Regions from separate parts of the Homo sapiens genome. Here region 2 is linked to region 1. The links are chromatin loops, found by intact Hi-C in ENCODE. Cell type or tissue: MCF 10A. All regions are shown on one strand. Each heading gives the region's core, and the rest is flanking DNA. Links, peaks and the distances in the headings are about the cores only.

Region 1 (8,332 bases), core at 107-8,106:
CAGCTGACTGTGAGGCTAGTTGATCGCTGTGCTTGTCACCCTCACCCCAAAATGAGTCCTAATCACTGCCCCAACTACTGCCTTTTCTGTAGGATTGTCTTCTCTGTGCAACCATTAAACATCCTTGCACCTCAGAGGTCTGTCCTTCCAGAGGTCAAAGTACCCTGATTCCAACCATAAAATCCCCACAAATTGAAGACTTGTCTGATTATCCTGACTTGGGGCTGGTTAATGGCTGAGCCAGAAATTGGGCCTTGTACTGAAGCACTTGGAGGCCAAGCTGAATTGTCCTGCGTGCAGACACCATGACTGAGAAGATGACTTCAATTAAAATGGAGTTAATTAAGCTTTGAGTCTTGAAATCTCTACTGAATCACTAAATTGGAAGGATGAAATAAACCCTCTACTCACTCAGCAGCGTTGGGTGAAGGGTCCAATGATGGGATCAGGCCCTACAGATAATATTTCCCCTTAGAGGGTCCGGTTTTTTCCTCCCTTAGGATATTGGGTGCAGAAAGTTAAGCCAATCCTAACACTCAGCTTGCAATCATTCTGACGTAACATAGTAGCTGTCTCACGAGTCCGTGTGAAGAGATCACCAAACAGGCTTTGTGTGAGCAACAAGGCTGTTTATTTCACCTGGGTGCAGGCTGGCTGAGTCCGAAAAGAGAGTCAGCAAAGGGTGGTGGGTTATCATTACTTCTTATAGGTTTTGGGACAGGCAGTGGAGTTAGGAGCAATGTTTTGCGGGCAGGGGATGGATCTCACAAAGTACATTCTCAAGGGTGGGGAGAATTACAAAGAACCTTCTTAAGGGTGGGGGAGATTACAAAGTATATTGATCAGTTAGGGTGGGGAAGAAACAAATCACAATGGTGGAATGTCATCAGTTAAGGCTATTTTCACTTCTTTTGTGGATCTTCAGTTGCTTTAGGAGATCTGGATGTAGACGTGCAGGTCACAGGGGATATGATGGCTTAGCTTGGGCTCAGAGGCCTGACAGTGGCCTCTCTTCACTCCCCTCCCACTCTCCAGACCCCACCACCAGAAGCATCCATCCTGATGGGTTTAATGTATCTTTGGATATATGTTCCTCTGTGTGTGTGTGTGTGTGTGTGTGTGTGTGTGTGTGTGTGTGTGTGTGTGTTGCTGTTTTGTGTATGCATTTATCTTCAGTTTATGTAAGTATCTCCTTCTGTTTGTTGTGCTGTTTCACTCAATGCTGCTTGTCGTTTAGCGTGGTTTATTGTTCTGTGCTATATATTAATCCTGTGTCAGGAGTGTCAGAGCTGTTTGAAACAGAGCTACTCCATCTTGAATAAGAGCTGGGTAAATAAGACTGAAGCTTACTGGGCTGCATTCCAGGGAAATTAAGGCATTCTAAGTCACAGGATGAGATGGGAGGTCAGCACACGATACAGGTCGCAAAGACCTTGTTGATAAAACAGTTGCAGTAAAGAAGCCAGCCAAATCCTGTCAAAACCAACATGGCGACTAAGGTCACCTCTGATTGTCCTCATTGCTCATTATATGCTAATTAAAATGCATGAGCACGCAAAAGACAGTCCCAGCAGTGCCATGACTGTTTGCAAATGCCATGGCAACACCAAGAAGTTACCCTATATGGTCTAAAAAGGGAAGGAACCCTCAGTTACAGGAACTGCCCACCCCTTTCCAGGAAAACTCATGAATAAACCACCCCTTGTTTAGCGTATAATCAAGAAAGAATGATAACATTAAATATAGTTAACCAGCAGCCCTTGGGGCTGCTCTGCCTATGGAGTAGCCATTCTTTATCCCTTTACTTTCTTAATAAACTTGCTTTCATTTTACTGTATGGATTCACCTTGATTTCCTTCTTGTGCAAGATCCAACAACCCTCTCTTGGGGTCTGGATCAGGACCCCTTTCTAATAACAGGGGGATTTGGCTCTCTCTACCTCCCCACTTCAACTACCAATGCCATGATGACATTGTTACATGGATCTCCCTTGTAGAGATACAGTGGGGTTGATGGGCATGCAGTCTACCCATTCTTAATTCCAGTAACTCCTACCAGGGTGCTCCCCTGAACACTGCATCAAGATATCCTCCCATCAACAGTGGATACATATCAATTGCCAGTTCCTCTATCCTCACCAACACTTGGCTTTATCTACCTTTCTAAATCTGCCAAATCTGATTGGTGTGAATAGTATCTCACTCATGTTATAAATTCTGTGATCACTAGGGATGTTGAGCAGTTCTTCATGTTCACATTAGCCATTTGCATTTCTGCCTCAATGAATTCTTATCATTTGCCCACTTCTCAAATGGATTTCTAGGAGGCTTTAGTTGGATTTCTTTCCAACCTTATGTAAAATTCTTTTTTTTCTGACAAAAAAATGCCATTTAGAAAGGAATTTCTTACCTAGAATAACTATTAATCCCTTGTTTGTTTTTAATGTTAAAAATATATTTTTTAATCTGTTAACTCTGCCTGTAAGTTCTTCGTTAAATAGAAATTCTTAATTTTGATTTACAACTTAGAGTTTTGCATTGGTTAGCACAGGCTGAGCTGTGTAACAGATAGACTCAAACATGTATTAAGTGACTTAACACAATAGAAGCTTATTTCTCTCTCACACAGCAGTCCACCATAGTTCCGAGCCATCAACAGGGAATAAGGTTGGGGGTTTTATTCTCTGTTGATGGCTCACAGGCTGAGTCACAGGTTGACATGGCCCCACCATCTTCATCCTTGTAGTTGTCATTCTAGTTGTCATGAGGGGATGGCTGGCCCTGCTGTTTTCTACCCTGCGGTAGTTCCTAGGAGGTGAGCAATATGCTGAAAGCAATATGGGAAGAGAAAGGAAATGAGCAAAGATCTCAACCCCAACCTAATGAAGAAAATAAAAATATTTTACCCCAAAATATATTTCTTTGGCATAACTTGAAATAGCTGCTGCAGAGCCAGCAAATAGAGTTGGCCTTGCAAAGCTGTCTTTGTGGGGAAAATTTGCATCTGTAGAGAATCTTCATTAACATAGCCACATGTCCCCCTTTCTATGCCTTTTTTAGATCTAGGAGTGATTGAGAATCTGACACCTTTAAACCTTTGAAAAGAAACTTACTATCTAGTCACTCTGAGGGAGACTTCATCTACATAACAAGGCCACCTTTGGAGCCAAGCCTCTTCCTTTCTTCTTCCCATAAACTGTCTTGCCACTAAAACCTATTTTGGACATATTCTGAGTCTGGATTCTTTCTGTAATTTCAAGATGGCAGATTAGCTTCTGCCACCTATTGGGAAGCTGGATCTTCATACTGAAGGCTCTCGTGTATACACATTAAATAAATTTGTATGCCTTTCTCCGATAACTCAATCAGCCTTGTGACAGTAATTTTTTAGCTAACCTGTAGGGGGGCCAATAGCCCTGGCCCCCACCCTAATCTCTGTGGCTGCCTTTCCCTCCCCTGTGGGGCCCAACCACCCTCTGACTCCTCTGACTCCTCTTTTTATATTAGACTCTGAAATCCATAAAACACTTCTTCCTTCTGTGACTTCTCCAAATGTTGGAGGAAGACAGTTGTCTGTGTTCATTCACCATCTTGTTAGAAATCCAAAAAATGCATCTAGAGTCTTACATTTCTCCAGAGAAGTGAAACAGTCATCTGTCTGCTCATACGCCCCCTAAGAGTTTCTTCCTGGAGTAGCCTAAATATATCTCCTCTTCCCAACTCCACAACCAACTTTTCTTAACCATTCTAATCTCAAGATCACTGATTCTCCTCAAAGAGATTTGAGCAGCCTTTTTCTATAACTCTGTAAATACACTCAAGTCAGTAACCCAATCCTGCAATTGTACTTTTTGTACATAGAAGCCTATTGCTGCAGGAAAAGAGCACAGAGAAAACTTAAATTCACTGATCAAGTTTATCCACCTGCTGCCTATGGAAATTGTTCCAATGGGCTGGTGCAGAGCGCCCCCTGGTGGCCAGAGTTCAGTTTTTCTCCAGGTGTTCTTAGCGATTCCCTCCAGGACAATTTTATGGGTTTTCTGTTGTTTTGTTTTTGAGTCAGAGTCTCACTCTGTGCCCTGGGCTGGAGGGCAGTGGTGCAATTATGGCTCACTGCAGCCTGAAACTCCTGGGCTCAAGCGATCCTCCTGCCCCAACCTCCCAAGTGGGTGGGACCACAGTTATGTGCCACCACGCCCAGCTATTTTTAAAATTTTTTTGTAGAGACGGGGTCTCGCTATGTTGCCAGGCTGGTTTCAAACTCCTGCCCTCAAGCGATCCTCCCACCTCCGCCTCACAAACTACTGGGATTACAGGTGCTGCCCCCAGCCCCCGGGATGTTTTTCTGTCTCCTCGAGACCTCCTGCACTCCCCAGCTACACTGGCTGCTTCTCACCTTTGATTTTTAACTACCACCCACCCAGATGCAAAGAACTTGGAACATACACCTCCAGCCTGACTTTCCCCTGAACTCTAGACCATGCATCTGACCACCTCCTAGACTTCTGTCCCTAGAAGCTCCATGGACCGGCAGCTCAGACTCAACATGCCCCACCTGGAACCCATCATTTCCCCCTAGCCGGCTCCCTGTGTACTCCTGACCTCAAGGGCTGACACCACTATCTTCTGCAGAGTCACACTGACTCCCCTTCCCCTCGTGATCTGCTGTGGGTTGAATCATGCCCTCCAAAAAGACAAGTTGAAATTCTAAGTCTTCATACCTGTAACTGACACAGTATTTGGAAATAGAGACTTTGCAGATGTAATTAAGATGTAAATCAACTCATGCCTGTAATCCCAGTGTTTTGGGAGGCAGAGGCAGGACAATTGCTTGAAGTCGGGAATTCAAGACCAACCTGGGCGACATAGCAAGACACACCTCTACAAAAAAAAAAAAAAAAAAAAAAATTATCTGGGCATTGTGGCTTATGCCCATAGTCCCAGCTACTGGAGAGGCCAAGGCAGGAGGATCGCCTGACTCCAAGAGTTTGAAGCTGCAATGAGCTATGATTGTGCCACTGCACTCCAGCCTGGGTGACAGAGTGAGACCCTATCTCAAAAACAAAGAAACTGGCCGGGCACGGTGGTTCACACCTGTAATCCCAACACTTTGGGAGGGCGAGGCGAGCAGATCACCTGAGGTCAGGAGTTCAAAACCAGCCTGGCCAACATGGCGAAACCCCATCTCTACTCAAATATAAAAATTAGCCAGGTGTGGTAGCGTGCCCCTATAGTCCCAGCTACTTGAGAGGCTGAGGCAGGAGAATCGCTTGAACTCGAGAGGTGGAGGTTGCAGTGAGCTGAGATGGCACCATTGCACTCCAGCCTGGGCAACAGGAATGAAATTCCGTCTCAAAAAAAAAAAAAGAAAAGAAACAAGCAAATAAATAAATAAATGAAAGTTGAGATCACACCAGAGCAGGATGGGCCTCTATTCCAATATGACTAGTGTCCCTATAATAGAGAAACAGAGAAGCACACAGGGAGAGCTCCATCTGGCAACCCAGGCAGGACTGGAGTGACACAGCTACCAGCCAGAGTAACAGAGATTGCTGGCCACAAGCAGGAGCCCAGAAGAGGCAGAGAAGGATTCTCCTAGAGTCACAGACAGAGCAGGGCCCTGCTGACCCCTGGATTTTGGACTTCTAACCTCCAGGACTGTGAGAGAACACATGTCTGTTGTTTCAAGCCACCCACTGTGTGGTACAAGCACAGATCGTGTCATTGCACTTGGCTTTACTGAGCTTCGCATATACTGTCCTTACGAATGGCAGGTTTGTGGCAATCCCGCCTCAAGCAACGCTCTAGGCACTGTTTTTTCAACAGCACATGCTCACTTCATATCTCTGGGTCACGTTTTGGTAACCATCACAGTATTTCAAACTTTTTCATTATGATTATATGTGTTATGGTGATCTGTGATGAGTGATCTTAGATGTTACTGTTGCAGTTGTTTTGGAGCAGTACAAACCCTACAAGGTAGAGAAATGAACTGATGCGTGTTCTGACTGCTCCTCTGACCAGCTGCTCCCCATCTCTCTCTTTCTTTGGGCCTCCCCATTCCCAGGGACACAGCAATATTGAAATTAGGCCAACTAATAACTTTACAATGTCCTCCAAGTTGTTAAAGCAAACTAAATATGGCCCTAGAAGGACTCCGTACTTCTATATTGGAGTCCTTATGGATGAACTCTAACCTATCTTAATAGTCAGGCGAGATGGGAAACCTAATTCAGGAGTTGGCACCTGTAACAATAACTGAGTCTTGGCCAATCCCTGCAGCCATACTTCAACCACTCGTAGACTGCTAAGTGTTCACACTGTGTTCAAATAAGGCAAACGCCAACCTGTAACCAATCCAGCTGTTTCCGTACCTCGTTGCCAATGTCTGTACTTTTTTTTTTTTCTATAAATCTTCTTTCACCACGTGGCTATGCTACAGCCTCTGTGAATCAGCTGTGATTCTGGGGGCTGCCCAATTCACAAATCGTTCATTGCTCAATTGAACACCTTTAAATTTAATACGGCTGAAGTTTGTTTGTTTGTTTGTTTAATCAAAGTGTTCAAGTGAAAGGAAGAGTCACACATCTCCCACTTCACATCAAAAGCTAGAAATGATTCTGCTTAGTGAGGAAGGCAGGCCAAAAGTCAAGACAAGCTGAAAGCCAGGCCTCTTGCACCAAACAGATAAACAAGTTGCAATTGCAAAGGAAAGTTCTTGAAAGAAATTAAAACTGCTACTGCAGCAAACACATGAATAAGAAAGTGAAGCAGCTGTATTGTTGGTGTGGAGAAAGTTTTAGTGGTATGGATAGAAGATCAAACCAGCCGCAACATTCCCTGAACCAAGATCCAATCCAGAGCAAGTCCCTCATTCTCTTCAATTCTAGGAAGGCTGAAAGAGGCGAGGAAGCTGTAGAAGAAAAGTCTGAAGCTAGCAGAGCTTGGCTCATGAGGTTTAAGGAAAGAAGCTGTCTCCATCACATAAAAGTGTAAGGGGGAGCTGATGGAGAAGCTGCAGCAAGTTATCCAGAGGCTCTAGCTGTACTCATGGATGAACGTGGATACACTCAACAACAGATTTTCAATATAGACAAAACAGCTTGAGATTAGAACATGATGTCATCTAGAACTTTCATAAACAAAGAGAAGAAATCAACGCCTGGCTTCAAAGCTTCAAAGGACTGTCTGACTGTCTAGCAGGGGGCTAATGCAGCTGGTGACTCCAAGTTGAAGCCAGTGCTCATTTACCATGCTGCAAATTCTAGGGTCCTTCAGAGTGATGCTAAATCTACTCTGCCTGTGCTGTAGAAATGGAACAAAGAAGCCTGGAAGGCAGCACATCTGTTTACAGCATGGTTTACTGAACACTTCAAGCCTCCTATTGAGAACTACTGCTCAGAAAAGAAGATTCCCTTAAAAATACTATTGCCCACTGACAATGCACTTGGTAACCCAAGAGCTCTGATGAAGATGTACAAAGAGTTGAATGTCGTTTTCATGCCTGCTAACACATCCATTTTGCAGCCCGTGGATCTCGGAGTAATTTCAACTTTCAAGTCTTACTATTTAAGGAATACATATCATAAGGCTATAGCTGCCACAGATAATGATTCCTTGAATAGATCTGGGCAAAGAAAATGAAAGCACCTTTCTGGAAAGTATTCACCATTCTAGATGCCATTAACATTTGTGGGGGCTGGGTGTGGTGGCTCACGCCTGTAATCCCAGCACTTTGGGAGGCCGAGGCGGGCAGATCACGAGGTCAAGCGATCCAGACCATCCTGGCCAACATGGTGAAACACCGTCTCTACTAAAAGTACAAAAATTGGCTGGGCGTGGTGGCACTCGCCTGTAGTCCCAGCTACTCGGGAGGCTGAGGCAGGAGAATTGCTTGAACCCGTGAGGCAGAGGTTGCAGTGAGCTAAGATTGTGCCACTGCACTCCAGCCTGGTGACAGAGCAAGACTCTGTCCAAAAAAAAAGAACATTTGTGAATTCATGGATTCATGGGAGGAGGTCAAAATATCAACATGAACAGGAGTGTGGAAGAAGTGGATTCCAACCCTCATGGATGAGTTTGAGGGTTTCAAGGCTTCAGTGGAGGAAGGAACTGCAGATGTGGTAGAAATAGCAAGAGAACTAGAATTAGAAGTGGAGCCTGCCGATGGGACTGAATTGCTACAATCTCATGATCAAACGTGAACAGATGAGGAGTTGCTTCTTATGGATGAGCAGAGAAAGGGGTCTCTTAAGATGGAATTCGCTCCTGGTGAAGATGCTGTGAACACTGTTGAAATGGCAACAAAGGATTTAGAATATTCCATAAACTGA
Region 2 (8,332 bases), core at 150-8,149, 880 kb before region 1:
CTCTACCAATCAGCAGGATGTGGGTGGGGCCAGATAAGAGAATAAAAGCTGGCTGCCCGAGCCAGTATTGGCAACCACCTCGGGTCGTCTTCCATAGTGGGGAGTGTTTGTTCTTTTGCTCTTTGCAATAAATTTTGCTACTGTTCACTCTTTGGGTCCACGCTGCTTTTATGAGCTGTTACACTCACCGCGAAGATCTGCAGCTTCACTCCTGAGCCAGCGAGACCAAGGAAGAAACTCCGAACACATCTGAACATCAGAAGGAACAAACTCCAGACGCGCCACCTTAAGAGCTGTAACACTCACCGCGAGGGTCCGCGGCTTCATTCTTGAAGTCAGTGAGACCAAGAACCCACCAATTCCGGACACACTACTGCCTGCATTTCAGAATAGTAACCTCTGTGTGTACTGAGAAACCTTTACAGTCATTGATGCGGGAATGGCCTCAACACTTGACTACTCTCCTTTTACCGGGAATCCCATGAATAACAGAGAAGATAGGTTTTTTTGTTTTGTTTTTGTTTTTTTGAGATTGAGTTTCACTCCTGTCATCCACGCTAGAGTGCAATGGCGCCATCTCTGGCTCACTGCAACCTCTGCCTTTTGGGTTCAAGCAATTCTCCTGCCTCAGCCTCCTAGCTAGCTGGGATTACAGGTGCCCACCACCACACCCAGCCAATTTTTGTATTTTTAGTAGAGATGGGGTTTCACTGTGTTGGTCAGGCTGATCTCAAACTCCTGACCCCAGGTGATCCACCCGCCTCAGCCTCCCAAAGTGCTGGGATTACAGGCATGAACCAACACGCTTGGCCAGAAGAAAGCTTCAAAAAGAAAAGGGGAAAAAAAATCAGTGAGAACCTAGGCAATGAAACCTTCTCCCAGGGCAGCTGTGTTCCTGACTTTGTAAACTTCTGACTTCTGTACCATGGGCCTGAGTGGGGGGAGGCGGGGGGAGGCGGGGGTAGCCTGGGAGAGCAGGGGCTATAGGCAGAATGTCTATCTTATGAATAGGAGAAGGGGAGCTCTGTTGCTTCTGAAGCATCCTGAGGGTGTGGGAGTGGACCTCACTCTAGGGTGGGTGCTCAGAAAAGCTATGTTGAAGAGAATTTGCATGAGTCAGAGTTACGCCAGTAAGGAAGATGTTATTCAAGATGATAGGGGAAGCTAACCCCGACTCTGCTGACACCATGGGCTGGAGGGCTTCTAAGCATAAGCACTGGGGTGCCCTAGTGCAAAAGTCCTGGAGGATGTTGGGGTAAGGTTGCTTGGTGGGATGTGCCAAGTACATTGAGTTGTTCCAGAGTTTGCAAATGTTTTTTTCTGTGATTGGGTCATCTGTGGTTGCTGGGCTCAAGCGATCCTCCTGCCTCATCGCCTCAGCCTCCTGAATAGCTGGGACTACAGGTACGCACCCCCCATGCCTGGCAGTGTTTCTTCAAGTTAATGGTAGAAGAGAAGGGAGGTCGGGGTGAGAGTCAAGAAGCCCATCTAAAGTCCAGTCAAGCTGAGTCTAGGTCAACCGTGTCCTTGCCCCTGAATTCCACAACTTCTGTTTCCTCTTGGAGGATCCTCTCAGTTGTGACACTTTGCCTTTTGCCCACTAGATGGCACTGCTGCAGTGCTTGCTTCAGAAACCTAGGCGATGGGAAACCGTCAGAGACCCAGGCAGGACCTTGGTGGCAAGAAGATTTTAATGCACAAATCTCCTCTACTCAGTGGCTTGTCTCTGGATTTCTCTCTATGGTGTTCATGGGGCCCTGAATGCCATATTTAAACTTAGAGTTTTGCTGAAGCACACAGCCCTGTCGTAAAAGCGATTGTATGCAGATTAGGGTTTCCCTGCTCATGCTTGCCTTTGGGATGTGGGCCACCAGGATTGGCCTTTGCTTGAGTGTCCTGATGGGCAGAGTTAACCAGCTCCTGGATGGCTCATGACCTCAGCGCTCTCGTGATAGCCACAAGAGTTGATCCTTGCTCTGCAACCCAAAGACTTGATCTGTTGTATCTGAAGGATATGACCACAGAGGTGGGCGTTTATTTTATTTTATTTATTTACTTACTGAGACAGAGTCTCACTCTGTTGCCCAGGTTACAGTGCGTTGGTGCAATCCTAGCTCACTGCAGCCTCGAACTCCTGGGCTCAAGCCATCCTCCCACCTCAGCCTCCAGAGTAGCTGGGACTGCAAGTGTACACCACTATGCCCGGCTAATTTTTTTATTTTTGTAGAGATGGAATCTTGCTATGTTGCCCAAGCTGGTCTTGAATGCCTGGCCTCAAGTGATCCTCCCACCTCAGCCTCCCAAAGTGTTGGGATTACAGGTACGTACCTTTGACCCAGTATATGGCAAAATTTGAAGCTTAGAATCAAGAAAGCTGAAAGCAAAGACAAAATGGGAGGGTTCTGTTATCAGGACAGAGTCTAGAAAACCCCCTGCAGAGATTTCGCCAGGGCGTGGCTGAATCACTCTGGAGCACATCCTAGGTGACAAACAGGCTCTCATACCCTCTTCTGACCTGAGCCCCCTCCAGGGACCCAGGTATGAAAGGTGGCTGTGATAACCCAGGAAATGAGCCTGGGATATCGTCAGGTTACCTGGGATAGTTAAGAGGTCTGGGGTGGACAGATGGAATGAGATAAAGTCCCTTGCATGGTATCCAGCATGTAAGGCATTTTGGTTGCTATTCTTTAAAAATGGATTACTGTTACTATTCTTAGTGACCAGGGGATCCATACTTTGAATTGCTACCTGCCTTTAATACTTTTGGGGGTTTCACCTCTGAGGATGGTGTCTGACATCTTGCTGTGCCCTAGCAAGGTAAGATGTGAGCAAGAACGCTACCTCGGCGGCTTCTTTTATTTTTAAAATTTTATTTATTTTTTAAAAATAAAGGCCAGGCACGGTGGCTCACACCTATAATCCCAGCACTTTGGGAGGCCGAGGCGGGTGGATCACAAGGTCAGGAGTTTGAGACCAGCCTGACCAATGTGGTGAAACCCCATCTCTACTAAAAATTCAAAAGTTAGCCAGGCATGGTGGCGCACACCTGTAATCCCAGCTACTCAGGAGGCTGAGGTAGGAGAATCACTTGCACCCGGGAGGCGGAGGCTGCAGTGAGCCGAGGTCGCACTACTGCACTCCAGCCTGGGAGACAGAGTGAGATTCCGTCTCTAAAAATAAAAATAAAAATAAAAATAAAAATAAAAATAGAGATGAGGTCTCGCTATGTTGCCCAGGCTGGTCTCGAACTCCTGGCCTCATGTGATCCTCTCACCTTGGTCTCCCAAAGCTCTGGGATTATAGGCATGAGCCATGGTGCCCAGCCCTCTGCAGCTTAACAAGTTCATGGGACTCATCAGGGCTTCATGTGTAGGATTCAGGGAATCTATGAGCTTGGATGGGAAAATTATTCCCTTTGTTTCGTTTACCTCTAAATGAAAGATAACATTTCCTTTAATTATGAATGTAAACAACAAACCACTGTAGACAAAACAGAACCTGACCTTTTGTCACCAACAGAAATCACAGATTTTTTGTCAAATTATAGGTGCTGCAGAAATCTTGTAATAACATTGATGCTCATACAACTTTGAAATTATAGCGAGTAGACCCATCACTTATGGTCTATTTAATGCATTAATCAAAAGTACATATAGTTCTAATAAAGTATACATTATTTATTTATTTTCTTTCTTTCTTTTTTTTGAAAAGATACAAGTTCTCACTTTGTCTCACAGGCTGGAGTGCAGTGGTGCCATCATAGCTCACAGCAACCTCGAACTCCTGGGCTCAAGTGATCCTCCCACCTCTTGGGTAATATCTTTATAGCAGTGTGAGAAAGGACTAATAACATTTCACAGTCTTAAACTCTAGATTTTTTTTTACAGTGATGCATTTTTTCACTTCAGCCTCCTAGGTAGCTGGGACCACAGGTGGGCCAACATGTCCAGATAATTCTTTTTTTTTTTTTTTTTTTTTTTTAGAGATGGGGTCTTGCTATGTTGCCCAGGCTGATCTGGAACTCCTGGTTTCAAGCCGTCCTCCTGCCTCTGGAAGGCCCCCAAATGCCTGGAGGTACAAGGCCAACCCAGGGCTGGTACCATGCGTCGCAGCACAGGCCAGGTCATAGAAGGGAACGTGTTCGCTAGCTCTGGTCTCCTCTGACCACCCCTCATCCCCATCCGCATCGCTGCTCCGCCGGGGAGAAATCAATGAAGCCTCACAACCCTCCTGCTTTCCTTCATTTCAGGGGAAAGGAAGCAGCGGAATCAAGGCCAGGCGCCAGCAGGGGGCGCTAGAGCATCGGTCTTCAGAGCCCGGCTTCCCAGCTGAGCTCCCGCGCGGGACGTCCAAGGAGCAGACACCTGCTCAGGGCGCCTCCCTCCTCGGGGGGCCTGCGGGTGCTCCAAACACCCGGCCAGACCTAGCCTTGGGCAGCCTAGGCCGCTTCACAGCTTGCTGTCGCTGTATACCTTAAAATTTGCATTCCCTTCAACAGGTTAGGTAGGACATTAGGGGGAAGCCACGACCAGAATGCAGTTCAGATTTCCAGCGGGGGCGCTGCGCCTGCAGGTGCTGGGAGAGCCAGCCCGCACCCCTCCCTTGCAAGACTGGCACTCCCTGTGTCTCCCTCTCCCTCCCTCCCTCCCTCCTTCCCTTGCTCCCTCCCTCCCTCCTTCCCTTGCTCCTTCCCTCCCTCCTTCCCTTGCTCCCTCCCTCCCTCCTTCCCTCCTTCATTTTTCTTCCCTCTTTCCTTCCTACTTTCCTCTCTCCTTCCTTTTCTTTCTCCTTCTCCCTTTTCTTTCTTTTTATCCTTCTTTCCCTCTTTTATCTTTCCTTCCTTCCTCCCTTCCTTCCACTCTCTTTGGCTTTCTCTGTAAATATTTCTCTCTTGTCTCTATTTTTCTAATTCCTTATTTATTTCTCCCTGTCACTCTGTACTTGTTTCTCTGTATCTCTTTATCTCTTTTCATCTCTCCTGTCCCTTTCTGCCTCTTTCTCCTTTTCCCTCTCCCTCTCTCTGTTACACACACACACACACACACACACACTCATGATTTTCTCCTAGGCCTGCAGCTCTTTGAGGCTGGAGGCCAGCCCTGCAGCTCATGAAATCCGGGAATCCGCAGGGATTGCAGTGGGTGGGCAGCCTCTTTAATAATTGCTTCCATAGTCAAATACTGCAGGCCCTTTTGTGACTCCTCCTCCAGGCAGACTCACCACAGGGCACAATGCAGCCTGCATTGTAGGTGGTGGTGTGCAAATCCACAGGTGCTAGCATCTCACAGAACATTCTCCTTCTACCACCAATGACCCGAGTCACCTGGGATAAGGTACTGAACCTCTCTGGGTCTGTTTCCTTGTTTAAATGGGCCTCTCCAAATTAGATTAAATCTTGTATCTAAACAGGGGTCTTGTGAGACTACTATGTGTGGAAGACAGTGTGGGGTTTTTGATTTGTTTTAGTTTGTTTTTTGAGATGGTCTTGCTCTGTCGCACAGGCTGGACTGCAGTGGTGCTATCATGGTTCGCTGCAGCCTGGATTCCCTGGACTCAAGCGGTCCTCCAACCTCAGCCTCCCGAGTAGCTGGGACCACAGGCATACGCCACCACACCTGGCTAATTTTTTGTATTTTTTGTAGAGACGAGGTCTCACTATGTTGTCCAGGCTGGTCTCAAACTCCTAAGTTCAAGCAATCTGCCCACCTTGGCCTCCCAGAGTGCTGGGATTACAGGCGTGAGTCGTCCTGCCCTGCCTGTAGACAGCTTTTGAAATGGCTCCCAGCGACGGCTGCCTCTTGTTGTTCACACCCCTCTATAATCCCCTCCCTTTGCGATGGGCCAAACTGAGAGACTCACTTCTAGCAAAAAGATTATGGCAAAAGTATGGGATTTCACTTCTGAGATTTGGCTACACAAAATTGATTTCCGTCGGGCCAGCTCTTCTCAAAGGTGCTCCTTGCTCACGTGCTTTGATGAAACTGTACTGTCATGAGCTGCCCTACAAAGAGGCCCACATGGTGAGGAACTCAGGCCTCTGGCCTCTGGCCAACAGCCAGTAAAGAACAGAGGGTCTCAGGCCAACTGAATCATCCCAACAATCGTGAATCTTGGAAAGGAATCTTCCCTCAGTTGAGCTTTCAAATGTCTCCAGCTGTACCCGACATCTTAATTGCAGCCTGGGAGAGCCCCTGAAGCAAAGGACTCCCCAAAGCTGCCTTCAGGAGATGACCCCCAGAGACTATGAGGTGATAAATGCTGTTGTTTTAAGTCACTGGATTTTGGGAGAATTTATTATGCAGAAATAGATAACTAACACAATATGTAAAAGATGTTGTGTTATAGCTAGAGCAGGCTAAAGTGCAGTAACAAATAACCCCAGACATGAAATGGCTCAACAAAACAATCCTGGTTTGGTATTCAGGTCAATGAGGAGGGTCTCTTTCATTCAGATATTTAGGGACTTAGATTCCTTCCCCCTTATGGCTCTACCATCCCCTAAGGCCCTGTTGTTTTCTGCATCCAGCCCAGAAGGAGAAAGGGAGCGTGGTCAAGGCAAAGTCACCCCACAAAAGCGCAGCCCCAAAGAGCTACCTGTGATATCTACTCACATTCTTTTGGGGAAAGTTATTATTATTATTATATATTTTTTTGAGATGGAGTCTTGCTGTGTCATCCAGGCTGGAGTGCAGTGGTGAGATCTCGGCTCACTGCAACCTTCACCTCCCAGGTTCAAGTGATTCTCCTGCCTCAGTCTCCCAAGTAGCTGAGATAATAGGTGCACATCACCACACCCAGCTAATTTTTTTGTATTTTTAGTAGAGGTAAGGTTTCACCATGTTGGCCAGGCTGGTCTCAAACTCCTGACCTCAAGTGATCTGCCCACCTAGGCCTCCCAAAGTGCTGGGATTACAGGCATGAGCCACTGTGCCTGGCCTCTCTTGGGGAAAATTATATCGCATGTTTCCACTTACTTTCTAAGGAGATTGAGAGCTATATCTACTGATGGTGGCTCCAATCTTAGAATGCATAGTATAGGCCTAGCCTCAAACTACTCAATATATATTGGCCCTAGGGAGTCTGGCCCTACCTAGGTTCTTCGTCTCCATGTCACCTCTCCTGACACTGAAATTGTCAGGGACTTGTCTACTGAGAAGTTCTTTCCTTTTTCTTTTTCTTTTTCTTTTTCTTTTTTTTTTTTTGAGATGGAGTCTCGCACTGTTGCCTGGGCTGGAGTGCGATGGTGCGATCTTGGCTCACTGCAACCTCCGCCTCCTGGGTTCAAGCAATTCTCCTGCCTCAGCCTCCCAAGTAGCTGGGATTACAGGCACCTGCCACCATGTCCGGCTAATTTTTTATATTTTTTTTAGTAGAGACGGGGTTTCACCATGTTGCCCAGGCTGATCTCAAACTCCTGACCTTGTGATCCACCTACCTCAGCCTCCCAATCCTTTTTTCATCTCGTACGTGGCCCATGTGTCCTCATGCTGCCTAACCACAGCCTGGGAGAATCTTCTCTCCTCTGGCCTGCTTCTACTCAGGCTGTAGATTTGACAGAGTGTTTGATCTGCTTCAGTGAGTGGCTTTTGTGTGGGGCAGTGGTTGATTTATTTCTAACTCACCTACAAAATTATGAGCTCCGGAATGTTTCCACCCAACACTACATCTTCATCTTCAGGTCAAACCATTGTACCCGAATTTTAGACTACACTGTTTCTGAATCAGCAGAAATCTGCTCCTGGAGCAATAAAGATGATGTTCAATGGCATATGAAGAAATCCAGATGACTGGCATAAACCAAAGGTTCATTTTCCACTTTATTTTTCTCTCTTGTAAAGAAACTCTTAAGTAGGCAAAGCCAGAGTTAGTATGGTAGCTTCATCAGGAGCCTTGATATTTCTTTCTTTTTTTTTTCTTTTTGTTGAGACGGAGTCTCACTCTGTCGCCCAGGCTGGAGTGCAGTGGCGTGATCTTGGCTCACTGCAAGCTCCACCTCCCGGGTTCACGCCATTCTCCTGCCTCAGCCTCCCAAGTAGCTGGGACTATAGGTGCCTGCCACCACGCCTGGCTAATTTTTTGTATTTTTAGTAGAGACGGGGTTTCACTGTGTTAGCCAGGATGGTCTCGATCTCCTGACCTCGTGATCCTCCCACCTCGGCCTCCCAAAGTGCTGGGATTACAGGCGTGAGCCACTGTGCCAGGCTGAGCCTTGATATTTCTACTGCACCATTTCAAAGCCACTTTTATCTTTGCAAAATAGTTTGCAAGATGGTTGCTGCAGCTCCAGCCATTATGTCTGTATTCCAGGCAGCAGTAAAAAGAGAAGGCAAGG

Evidence for each region. Hi-C counts contacts between places; a loop is a spot of excess contacts. Peaks named below come from ENCODE experiments on the same cell type or tissue, not always from the same donor. Only the 100,000 strongest peaks of a DNase experiment are listed, where the experiment ranks them.
Region 2: it touches region 1 in a loop (15-fold over the local background); 99 of 110 quality-filtered maps call a loop at or near these places.

The regions. Positions count from the first base shown.
Region 1 is chr7:70,852,751-70,861,082 of GRCh38, reverse strand. No RefSeq gene overlaps it. Among named protein-coding and RNA genes, the nearest start is that of GALNT17, 280 kb to the left of the region's middle. RefSeq lists enhancers at 1,980-2,929, 7,187-7,356. In MCF 10A, for the core only: a CTCF peak has its summit at 3,952 (motif pointing left); no DNase peak of the experiment used is centred there.
Region 2 is chr7:71,729,416-71,737,747 of GRCh38, reverse strand. No RefSeq gene overlaps it. Among named protein-coding and RNA genes, the nearest start is that of MIR3914-1, 430 kb to the right of the region's middle. RefSeq lists an enhancer at 4,296-4,485. In MCF 10A, for the core only: CTCF peaks have their summits at 1,607 (motif pointing right) and 4,298 (motif pointing right); no DNase peak of the experiment used is centred there.